Regions from separate parts of the Mus musculus genome. Here all the other regions are linked to region 2. Evidence: chromatin contacts called from ENCODE POLR2A ChIA-PET data. All regions are on one chromosome and are shown on one strand. The core of a region is the stretch at or near the end of the contact, and the rest is flanking DNA. Distances in the headings are between cores, read along the strand shown.

The links. ChIA-PET counts read pairs that join two places held with the same protein, here RNA polymerase II (POLR2A).
Region 1: POLR2A ChIA-PET joins it to region 2 with 36 read pairs in embryonic stem cell. The contact joins the promoter of Icam1 here to the promoter of Raver1 in region 2. POLR2A ChIA-PET finds 5 or more read pairs at or near these places in 4 of 5 experiments (Patski and embryonic stem cell).
Region 3: POLR2A ChIA-PET joins it to region 2 with 10 read pairs in Patski. The contact joins the promoter of Pde4a here to the promoter of Raver1 in region 2. POLR2A ChIA-PET finds 5 or more read pairs at or near these places in 4 of 5 experiments (Patski and embryonic stem cell).

The regions. Positions count from the first base shown.
Region 1 is chr9:21,014,592-21,018,182 of GRCm38, forward strand. Icam1 (intercellular adhesion molecule 1) reads left to right here and starts at 1,349. Exons shown (of 7, transcript NM_010493.3): 1 at 1,349-1,510. The coding sequence starts at 1,444.
Region 2 is chr9:21,090,685-21,094,682 of GRCm38, forward strand. It overlaps Raver1 (ribonucleoprotein, PTB-binding 1), which reads right to left and starts at 1,315. Exons shown (of 13, transcript NM_027911.4): 1 at 1,075-1,315. The coding sequence starts at 1,293. Gm38431 (predicted gene, 38431) reads right to left here and starts at 1,324. Exons shown (of 17, transcript NR_038081.2): 1 at 1,075-1,324.
Region 3 is chr9:21,164,060-21,167,497 of GRCm38, forward strand. It overlaps Pde4a (phosphodiesterase 4A, cAMP specific), which reads left to right and starts at 1,655. Exons shown (of 15, transcript NM_183408.3): 1 at 1,655-2,173. The coding sequence starts at 1,869. Gm36118 (a long non-coding RNA gene) reads right to left here and starts at 1,609. Exons shown (of 3, transcript XR_870565.1): 1 at 870-1,609.

The DNA.
Region 1 (3,591 bases), core at 99-2,598, 76 kb before region 2:
ATTGAGTGCCCGCTCCCCAGACACCCCCCCCCCCCAATCAAAACATCCCCGTGGAAATTCCTTAGGAATAACCAGGCTTCAGGCTTGGGTGTGGAGTGGCCTGGGAGCTGTGGGCTCTGGAGGAAGAGCACACGTGCATCTCGACCTCTCCCTTCCGCATCTGCAGCACGACCTCCTGGCCCAGGGCTGGTCTCCACAGCAACTGTATAGGCGTCTTAAAACAGGAAGCCTCGGGCGTCCAAAGGCCAGTAAGCAAGCCACTGGGTCTTGGAAGACTAGGGTTTGATATCTCTCTTTGTCCAATCTCATTGTTCAAGGTCTGCCTCAGTTTCACTGCGAAAAGCAAGAGCAGTGGAGCACGAGGCAGGATCGGGAGTTCAAGGTCATCCTCAACTACAGGGCGTTTGAGGTCACCCTGAGCTACTTGACACCTGACCTCAAGAAGAGACAGCAGGGGGAGAGATGAGAGGGGGAAGGGGAGAAACTAGCACGGGGCGGGGCCAGAGGATGGAGGAAGTGGGGGAAAGGAGTGAGAAGGAGAGGAAACCCCCCCATAAGGCGCGCTGGGGAGTGGGGGATCTCTGCTTTCTGAGAGGTGCCTCTCCTCTTCGGAGTTCTGTTTCTCATCCAGTCTAAGAAAGGGAGGTGCAGGGCTCCACGCCACAGGACCAGACATCTTCCTTCCTTTTGGGGGAGCTGTCAAGACGCCCCAGAAGTCAAAGCAGAAAAGGGGAACCGAGGCCGCGGGGGCGGGAGCAGTCGTGAGTGGGAGAAGGGAAGTGAGGACTGCCTCTCAGGCAGGACTTTCTCACAGCGGATCTGTCCGGGCCTGCTTGGATCGCTGCTTCATCTCTAGTGCCAAGTGGGTGGAGCATGGTCCTGGGGAGAGGGGCACCTCTGAATGGATGGCGTCCCCTAACGATTCCAGGGAGCCCTTATCCCCGGCAAGGGCATGTCTGGTGGGTTAAAGAGGCTTGCAGTAGTTGGGGAAATCAGGACTTGATTTCGGATCCCTGCGAAATGCCGAGCCTCAGTTTATCCCTTTGAGGGGATGGCGGTCCTGATGTCGCAGGGGACTAGGCAGTAGTCAATCAGTTAACCAGGAGGCGTGACTCCTGGAGGCCCGGGGCCTTCTCTCCGGACTCACCTGCTGGTCTCTGACACCACCTCCCCCCACATGTCATTACTTCAGTTTGGAAATTCCTAGATCGCAGGGGCCAGCGAGGCAGGACCACCCCTCTCTGCCAGGGCACAGTCTCCACCCGGAAATACCGAAGCCCTCGTTCCGGAGGGGAAGGCGCGAGGTTTCCCGGAAAGTGGCCCCGACAGCACCGCCCCTCGGCCCCCCGTGAGCCAGAGACTATAAAAGCGCCGCCCGCCTCAGTCTGCACCCAGTGCTAGTGCTGAGCTCCGCTGCTACCTGCACTTTGCCCTGGCCCTGCAATGGCTTCAACCCGTGCCAAGCCCACGCTACCTCTGCTCCTGGCCCTGGTCACCGTTGTGATCCCTGGTGAGTCCGAGGTGGGGTCGCTTTGGGGGGCAGGTCTCCAAACTCCAGGACCCAGAGCGCGGTCGAAATCCCTGCTTCCCGGCCAGCGGAACATCACATAAATTCAGCTGTTAACGGGAAGTGGGATTGGAAACCCAGGGTTGAAAACTAACAGCCCGGAGTTCGAATCCCACGTAGCATCACTCCATGGGTGGGTTACAGAACCCAAAATCTCGGTCTCTCTCTCTCTCTCTCTCTCTCTCTCTCTCTCCCTCCCAGTCCCTCCCTCCCTCCCCCTCTCTCTGTCCTCTCTCTCTCCCCCTGTCCCCCTCTTCCCCTCCCTTCCTTTCTTTCCTGTTTTGAGAATGATGCCTTGACACGTTAGCCTAGGCTGGCCTTGAACTCAGTCCTCAAGGCCTCGCGGCTCTTCGGGTTACAGGCTCAAAACACACTACTCTCCTAAAACATGCACGTTTAGAACCTGGGCTCATGGTCTGTGCAATGGGAACTGTGGTCACAGTCCTTGTCATGGGGCAGTCAGAATATGGCTGAGGTGGGGAACAGATGGTCTGAGGGGCTGGCCCGTCCTAAAGTGAATCTTGAGGTCCGGTTCCCTCCCCCACAGACACCCGTTCCTCATCCTCACCCCTGGGGAAGTCCAGGCTGCTTCTGCGCTGGGGAATTCCAGGGTTGGTGTACCCTGGAGCCAGAGTGAGCCGGCTCAGGACTCCCCACCTTGCTGCTGCCTGGGGGCGGCGCCTGCCGTCCTCCCAAGAGAGGAAGATTCAGAACTTGTTCAGCAGCTATCAGGAGGCTCCCGACTTGGATTCCCGCAATCCATAACTCCTAGCTGGATGACTTCTTCTTGCCTCAGGGTTCTCCAAGGAGCCCGAATAATTCCAGAAGTATTGAGGAGAGTTGCTAGCTGTTATAGCTGTTATTACCTCCACCAGACCACCAATCATAGCACTGGGATCTTTGCGTGTGTGGGGGGGTGAGGGTGGAGAGATGGGGGAGGGGAAAGCTGAGTTCAGTTTTTTGTTGTTGTTGTTATTGGTTTTTCTTGTTTTTTTGTTTTTTTTGGTTGGTCTTGTTTTTTTGAGACAGGATTTCTCTGTGTAGCCCTGGCTGTCCTACAACTTGCTCTGTAGACCAGGTTGGCCTGGGACTGAGACCTGTCTGCCTCTGCCGCCCCAATGGTTCCATCCCCCACCCCCATTCGTTGTTTACTTTAGTTAAGTGGTTACACTTTATTTACTTATTGTACAGGCATGTGCTAGTGCCACAGCAGAATTGTGGCGCTCAGAAGGCAGCTTGCAGGACCACTTCCTTCCTCCTCCCTCTGCAGGGGCTCCGGGGGCTGAGGGCAGGTGGTCAGGCTTGCTGGCAAGCCCTTTACTGGCTCAGCCTCTTGTTGGCTCCTTTTTTGATGTTTTCACATAGAAACCATGTTGGCCAGGCTGTGTACTCCAGGCCAGGCTAACTCCTGATCTTCCTACTCAGCCTCCCAAGGGCTTGGTTTACAGTCCTGCGCCTTCACACCCAGCTGCGGACAGGCCTCAAGTCTTTGCATAAGTTAGTGAATGCTCTGCTTCTGGGCCCCCTCCCACCCCCAGGACTGAGGGATAACCTCAGCCACCCAAGGAACAAAGCAGTGTCTTACTGTGTAGCTAAAGCTCACTGTATAGATCAGGCTAGCCTCAAACTCACGAGTCTCCTGCCTCCTGAGTGCTGGAATTAATGGTGTGTGCCACCACATTTGGCACTGGGGACACCGTGACCCAGAGGATCTTCTTATTTCACTCTCTTCCTCTTCGTGCTGAGCATCCAGCCCCTGCCATGCTCCTTCTTCTGTCTGAAATTGGCTTCTTCTTCTTCTTCTTCTTCTTCTTCTTCTTCTTCTTCTTCTTCTTCTTCTTCTTCTTCTTCCTCTTCCTCTTCCTCTTCCTCTTCCTCTTCCTCCTCCTCCTCCTCCTCCTCCTCCTCCTCCTCCTCCTCCTCCTCCTCCTCCTCCTCCTCCTCCTCCTCCTCCTCCTCTTCTTCTTCTTCTTCTTCTTCTTCTTCTTCTTCTTCTTCCTTCTCTTCTTTTTCTTCTTCTTCTT
Region 2 (3,998 bases), core at 65-2,564:
GGCATGCTACCTGACCAGGGACCCCACTCACTTATCTGACCCTACACTGTGTGGGTGCAGGGGCCACCCAAACTCCCTCATGTTGACAGGGCTGCTGTTTTGAATGCTGGCTTCCAGGGCAAGTTGCCTGGCTTCCTTGCACCAAATGACCTGTGTATGAGCCCAAGGAGATAGGGCTGGCAGTTCCAGATATGCAGGACACCATGCACACAAGTGTCTATTCCTTGTCTGGTCCTTTATTGTGTTCCCCAACACCTCTGCAGCTTCACTAGCCATGTGCCTATAGAGCAGGGGGTACTAGGGTGAGCCAGTGAGCAGACAATTTAGCAGCAATCAGAAAGGGCCTATCCCACCACCACCGGGCAGGGCAACAGAGATACCACTTTCTTGGGTCCAAAGAGCATTGCACACCCTGCTCTACATGGGTTCCCAATAGAAGGGCAGTCCCGGCAGACAAGATTAGCCACAGGGAAGTGCCACAGAATACAACCCCCGCCCCCCACCGCGGCATGTTCATGTCGAAAGGAGACTTCATTTTCCCAAATCAATTCTAGTAGGCATTGAGGGATGCAGCTCCAACTTCCGGGTCTACCTCTAAAAGGTGTCGATTATGCTTGATAAGAAAAGCCATGCTCTTAATTCTGAAACTTCCAGATTTGAGCTCCTGTCACCCGAAGGCAGAGGAGGGAAACAACCCTCTGAATATGCATGGGTCAGTTGGAATCTATTTCAATCAATCTATTCACAGTCTCCCGTACATATTTCAGCAGGGCCACAGCTGCCTGCCCCTTCCAACTACCTGCAACCTTCAACCACTTGGCCTCTCCCAAGTCCGATGGTCGCCCCTAGCAACGTCGACCAGCACTTTAAAGTGTTTTCTTTTTTTTCTTTTTCCTAACCATGCCCTTTCCACTTCGTTCTTAATGTTTCACGACCCTGGGAGAGGATATGACACTGGGGAGAGCCCCCACTCACAGCAGCGTTGGTACCGCCCGGTTTCCACCCCCCCGCCCGCGTGCGCGCGCACGCGCACCGTGGTGTTTCCCGCCACGCTCTCACCCCCACCCCCCATACCTGGTTGGTCACGTCCCCCGGGAGGCCTCGGATCAGTATCTTGCGGCGGTTACGGAACTGGCGCTCAGTGTGTTCCAGGCGTTTCCGGATCTCTTCCGGATCGAGCGGCGGCAACTCTTGTTCGGGCGCCCGGCGATCGACGGTCTCGGGAGTTTCCGCTTCGGCCTCCGCCTCTGGGCTCAGCGGCGGCCGGTGAGTAACGGACACGTCGGCCGCCATCTTGGGAAACCCGGCGCCTTCTGGGACCAGCGAGCTCAGGGCGGAGCGACATAGAGCGGCAAGGAGGTCGCGTGTAGTGATTGGTTGGTGGAAGCCCCGCCTCTCTCCCGGCCCCTTTCAGCGTATTGGCTAGAACCAGCCCCGCGAGCGTTGCCCCCTTCCCCTGACTCTGGGCCATTGAATAAAAGGGCGGAGCTGCAACATGGAGCCGCCTTACAAGGCAGGATTGAGAATAGGCAGGCGTGAATCCCTAACACCGCCTTAAGAGTTGGTCAGGTGCACACACCTGTAATCTAAGCCCTTTAGAGGGGAAGGCAGATCTTATGATGTCATCCACAGTTACAACGGAAATCAAATTCATGAGGATCCTGTCTCAAAAGAGAAAATGAAACGACAGACAAAAATTAGGTGTACTGATGTACGCATGCAATTCCAGCACTTTAGAAATGGAAGCTGCCAGGCAGTGATGGCGCACGCCTTAAATCCCAGCACTTGGGAGGCAGAAGTAGGTGGATTTCTGAGTTCGAGGCCAGCCTGGTCTACAGAGTGAGTTCCAGGACAGCCAGGGCTACACAGAGACATCCTGTCTCGAAAAACCAAAATGGAAGCTGCAGGACTTGAAGTTCAAAGTCATTCCCTACTATACAACTCAAGTTTGAGATAAACCTGATTCAAAAAAGAAAAACAAACAACCAAATAACAACGACAAATGCTGGCATTATTTTCAGCACTCTGAAGGCCTAAGCAGCCTGGTCTACATAGTAAGTCAGGGTTTCAAAAAACAAAGAAAAAAAGGACTAACTGCTAAGCATGGCAACCCCTGAGTTTCATTTCCAGCAGACTTGGTAGGGGTAGTAGAGATAGACAGCACAGGAAGCAAAAAGTTAAACAGGAGCTGGGGAAGGAACTGGCAAAAGACACAAGGAAGAAAAGATCAGCAGTTTATAATGACAGACATGGATCTCTCTAGCACCAGAAAACTACTTTCAGGAGTCTATGGGCAAGTGCTAATGTGTGTGTGTGTTTGTCTTTCATGACAGGGTTTCTCTGTGGCTGTCCTGGAATAACTTACTCTGTAGACTAGGCTGGCCTTGAACTCACAGAGATCCACCTGCCTCTGCCTCCAGAGAGCTGGGATTAAAGGTGTGCACTATCATGCTGAAAGTTTTATTTTAAAGATTTATTTTTATATTTTTTAATGTGAGTACATTTAATGTGTGTCACTCTCTTCAGACACACCAGAAGACGGCATCGGATCTCATTACAGATGGTTGGGAGCCACCATGTGGTTGCTGGGAATTGAACTCAGGACCTCTGGAAGAGCAGTCAGTGCTCTTAACCACTGAGCCATCTCTCCAGCCCTTGAAGGTTTTATTGATCTGGAACTTGATACGGCCCAATCCTCCTCTCAGTCTGGACCTTGGTCTTCCCCTGTCTCAGGACAACTTACCCTGGGCTGTATCTTTGGACGACAGTGTGCTGAGAGACACAGAGGTACTTCTGTTTCTCAAGTGGTAGCAGCCACTCGGGTTCTGCATCCTGAGGGTGTACACTGACGCCACTGCAGTGGTCACCATCCCTAGGGGCATGAACACCCCCATAGTGATGTTGGCCATCCTGGCCTTGATCGGCACAGAGAGACCCAAGTGCATATGTGTGTCCTGGGTTCCTGCTGAACTTGCCCCTGTAGACCGTACAGGTTCCTCCGTTACCTTGAATGTCAGTCACTGTGAGCAAGGTGTTCTTGGGCCAGTTTCCTGGCAGTGATAGGTGCCGTCGTGGTTTAGGTTGACAAGTAATGAGGTACCCCATGCCTGGTGCCCTCATGCCGGAGCTTTGGAGCTCATGGCCTTGGGCCTGGCACTGCAAGGTGTGCTGTAAAACCCTCAAGGTGCACGTGGCCAGGCCCTGCCCCCCTGGCTACTCTAAACGTGGGTTCTAACCGCTGGTGTCTAAATGGCCAGGTGCTTGCCCCAGACAACCAAGCCCTGCCCCAGACAACCAAGCCCTGACCTACAACAGAGATTTAAAAAAACAAAAAACACCAAGATCAGGCCATAGAATCCCACCAATTCCCGAGATTGTCCAAAGATCAGGCCATAGAATCCCACCAAACCGCAGACATCCTGGAAAGCCTCTTTATATAAAGCCTGTCTCCTACTCAGCTCTTAGCTGCTGTCTCCTGAGCAAAGGCAGCCACTCTCTTGTAGTTTTCCCATAAATCTCTTGTATGAGGTTTGTTGTGTGGTATGACTTTGTGGTATTCCTTGACTTCTGACTGCCAAGATGCCTTTCTATCTGAGCTGTAACACTTAGAGTAGGAATCCTACCTTTGTAACACAGAGTGCTGGGGACATTTGGCATGATCAGTCTTGGAGCAATCTATAAAACCACCACATGATCAGACACTCCAGATATCCATAGAAGGATATTAAGGCCAGGGAAGAGTCAAGATTTCCCAAGCAAGGACAGAGGGAGGAGATCTTAAAAGGTCTGAATGACCAACTCAACAGGGCATGCAGGTGGACAGTGGTGCTCTTGTGAGGAGTCAGCCACCCACCTCCAGGGTGGCACTGCAAAAGACATGCCCATTGTCCCTCTTGGTGTTCTGGAGATGAAGCTGAGCCAGCTTCCAAGAGGAGGGGCAGAATAACTTTCCAGCATGACCAGTGTGCAAGTCCCATGGACCATGGACAGCTCTGTGA
Region 3 (3,438 bases), core at 405-2,904, 74 kb after region 2:
CGGGGGTGGGGGCAAGAATACAAGGCTTGTCCCCCTAGACGACCAGGAGAGGTGATGTAGGGGGCGAGGGCTTGGGCCAAGGGACATTGCAGCACCTGAGCAGCGATCTAGCCTGGGAGGGAAGTGAGAAACGGGAGGGCACACAGCACTCCACCCCCCAGCCCAGCAGCCATCGGGGCTCAGCCAGAGCCGGGAGGAGGGATGGCGACTCGCTCGGATTCCCACTCGCTCTTTGCTCGTTCGCTCGGCACGGCGCTGAGGGAGGCGGGAGCGTGAGTCACGGCAACTCCGGATTTAGGTGCCGGAAGGGGGGTTCTGAGGGCGGGGGACGCGGGGAAAAGGCTCCGATTGTTTACTCGCCTGAAAACGTCAGGGGTGGGTTTCACCCTCCAATGCTCTCCTATCCCAGCTACCCCTCCCACCTGCCTCAGTTTACCTTTCGAAGAACAGCTTAAAGTCTTTAAAAATTAAAAGAAGAGGGGGCGGCGATTGGGCCAGCGGGATTCTCAGTGGGTAAGGGCGTTTGCCTCCAAGCTTGCCTATTTGAATTCGATTCCCAAGGCCCACTAGGGAATCGTTAGGAGAGAACTGACTTCTGCAGAATGTCCTCTGTCCTCTCCTATCCTCGGCATCTAATGGGTATTCGCAAGGACTGAGGGTGCACAGCTGGACCAAATCTTGCTGCAGTAGTTGAGATATGTAGCATTTGGATGATGAAGTGGGAGACTCGAGTTCCCATACACACACACACACACACACACACACACACACACACACACAAATAATGTAATTTAAAAATTCTGAAAGATAAGAGGTAGCGATACCTATATATTAGTCACAGGGGGACCCAAAGGGACACACTCCCATACCTCCAGATGCCTCCAGGCCGACCATACACCAACATGCGTCCTCAGTCACAGACAACTGAGGAAGAATCACGTGCACAACTCGCACCAGCATCCTCCCATTATAATGACAATACAGCGCCGGAGTGCGTGGGAAGGTGTGCACAGTCCTGGGCCACCGGAACAGACCCCACGGGACGCTCCGCCCTCCCGACGGGTCGTACACGTGCGCGCGCCTTCTTACACCCCCCCGACAGCAGCAGCGGGAGCAGTCACCACGTGCGCGCACACACTTCCAGGCGTCATCGAAAACATAGACAACCCTCGGAAGGGGCCACGTGCGCTCACATCCCGCCAGGCGGTGGAGGAGCCACACGCTGTCATTGGTCCTGCGTGCAATACTGTTAGCTTGCAGACACCGCGTCCTGGTGGCACGAGGACCACTCCCGCAAAAGGGGACCTGGGATAAAGGGTGACAGGGGTTCTAAAAACGAGGATACGACAGCCCCTGACTCCGCCCTAGCCTTGATGGATGCGGCTGAGTGACACCCCGCCAACCAGTCGGATGTCTTCGTCCCGATGCCATTAACCCTTTAACTCTTCGGTCCCTGTGCGTTGTTTGCTGCTCCAAAGGGCTCTTGGAGATTGGCGCGCGTTGGCGCCCCCTCCCCGGCGGGAATGGGTTGTGCGTGGGTGTGGAGGACCGCCACCCTCCTCTCCTTGGAGGAGGAGGGGGTGGCGCTGTGACAGTCGCCAGGCGGGCGGGCGGGTGGGGGGGCAGGGAGGGGCGGGCCGGGGCGGGGAGTCGCGGCTGGCGCCGGGTTCCGAGAGCGCAGCGGGCTCCAAGCGCCAGGAGGACACCGGCGCCGCCGCCGTCCGCGTTCTCCGTCCTTGGGCGCCATGGCCCCACTGAGGCCAGGAGCTCCCGTGGGTCCCCAAGCACCTCGGCCGTGGCGCCACTGAGCTCGGACAGGCCAGGGGACGTTTTTGCCCCCGGGCACCCCACAAGACAGAGCGGGAGCCATGGAGCCTCCGGCCGCCCCCTCGGAGAGGAGCCTGTCTCTCTCTCTTCCCGGGCCCCGAGAGGGCCAGGCCACCCTGAAGCCGCCCCCCCAGCACCTGTGGCGGCAGCCGAGGACCCCGATCCGCATCCAGCAGCGCGGCTACTCGGACAGTGCCGAGCGCTCAGAGCCAGAGCGCTCGCCGCACCGGCCCATAGAGCGCGCCGACGCCGTGGACACTGGCGACCGGCCAGGCCTGCGGACTACCCGCATGTCCTGGCCCTCGTCCTTCCACGGCACCGGTACCGGCGGAGGCAGCAGTAGGCGGTGAGACTCCCCCGGCGAGCGGAGCGCACAAGCGCTCGAGGGGCGCCACGCGCAATGCTGGCCAAAGGGGGCGCTGTGGGGCGGATGGGGGGGCCAGCGTGACCCGCGTGGGTGGAGAGAGGGGGCGCCACTGCACCAGAAGCCCTTTAACTTATGGGATACCCAGGGTAAAGTTGAGGGTCGGGGGGATCCATGCTGTTTTAGGGCTCTCTACAAGCTTAGCCAGTAATGGTACAGAGCAGCTGCTGGAATGGGAGTACCTCTTGGAGAGACTGACTGAGGCTGGACTAATTGTGGGGTGTCCTAGGGAACATTCGATAAGGGGTGACTGAAGAACCACGCTGGATACTTCCCATGGGGTAGCACACTAGACGCTAGTGGGTGGAGAATTGGATCAGGGCAGCCCTACAGTAGCTGGTGTTAGTCCAGGCTGTATTATGACTTGGAACAAGCCCTAGCCAGGCAGTTAGGGCTTCATGGCACCCCAAGGTGCCCCATGGACCTGTGCCAAGGGCATGTGAGGTCCCATCAAAGAAGAATTCCCACCTTTCTGAAGTGACAGATGAAGGTGTGTAGAGTAGCTGGGATTCCTGCCATGGTAGCCTCAGGGAGGGGTCTTCAGTTGTGTGTGACAGGCTGGGGCTGCCTGTACTTGGGGCTCTGCCTAACTCTGCTATGAAGACAGTGATTGTGACAGTGGCATTGTGCTTCTGGGCTTCTGTAACTGTCCCAGGGTGACTATGTTGGTGTCTGTCACAGAGCTGTAACAGCATGGCTGTATCTGTACTCCACAGAGTGCAGTTGTGACATGATGACAGTGATGGCTGGCTCTGCCATAGTGTCTGTGGTGGTGACAGAGTAACTGTGTCCTTGTGGGACCATGGTTAATGTGGCATAGTGACTGTTTGCTTCAAGGACAGCAGATCGACAGTTTCCATGTTCCAGGGGACACCTCCTTGCTGGCAGGATATGTTCCACAGACTCAGAGCTTTGGGGCTGTTATATGTGCCAACCTTCCCTGAGGCCCTGTGAGACAATGTGACCACTCTTGTGGTCAGCCGAGGCTGGCCTTGAACTTGTGACGGTCCTGCTTTGGCTTCCTAAGGGCTGAGATGGCAGATGCGCACCACTTTACCCAGCTCAGTCATGCTGTCACCTCTATCTAGTGGCAGCTCTAACAGTCATTACTCTGGCCGATAAGCCATGCATCATCTGCCCTGTGTACCTTAATTACCAGTGTCTTCTTGACATAGATAGTCCCAGTG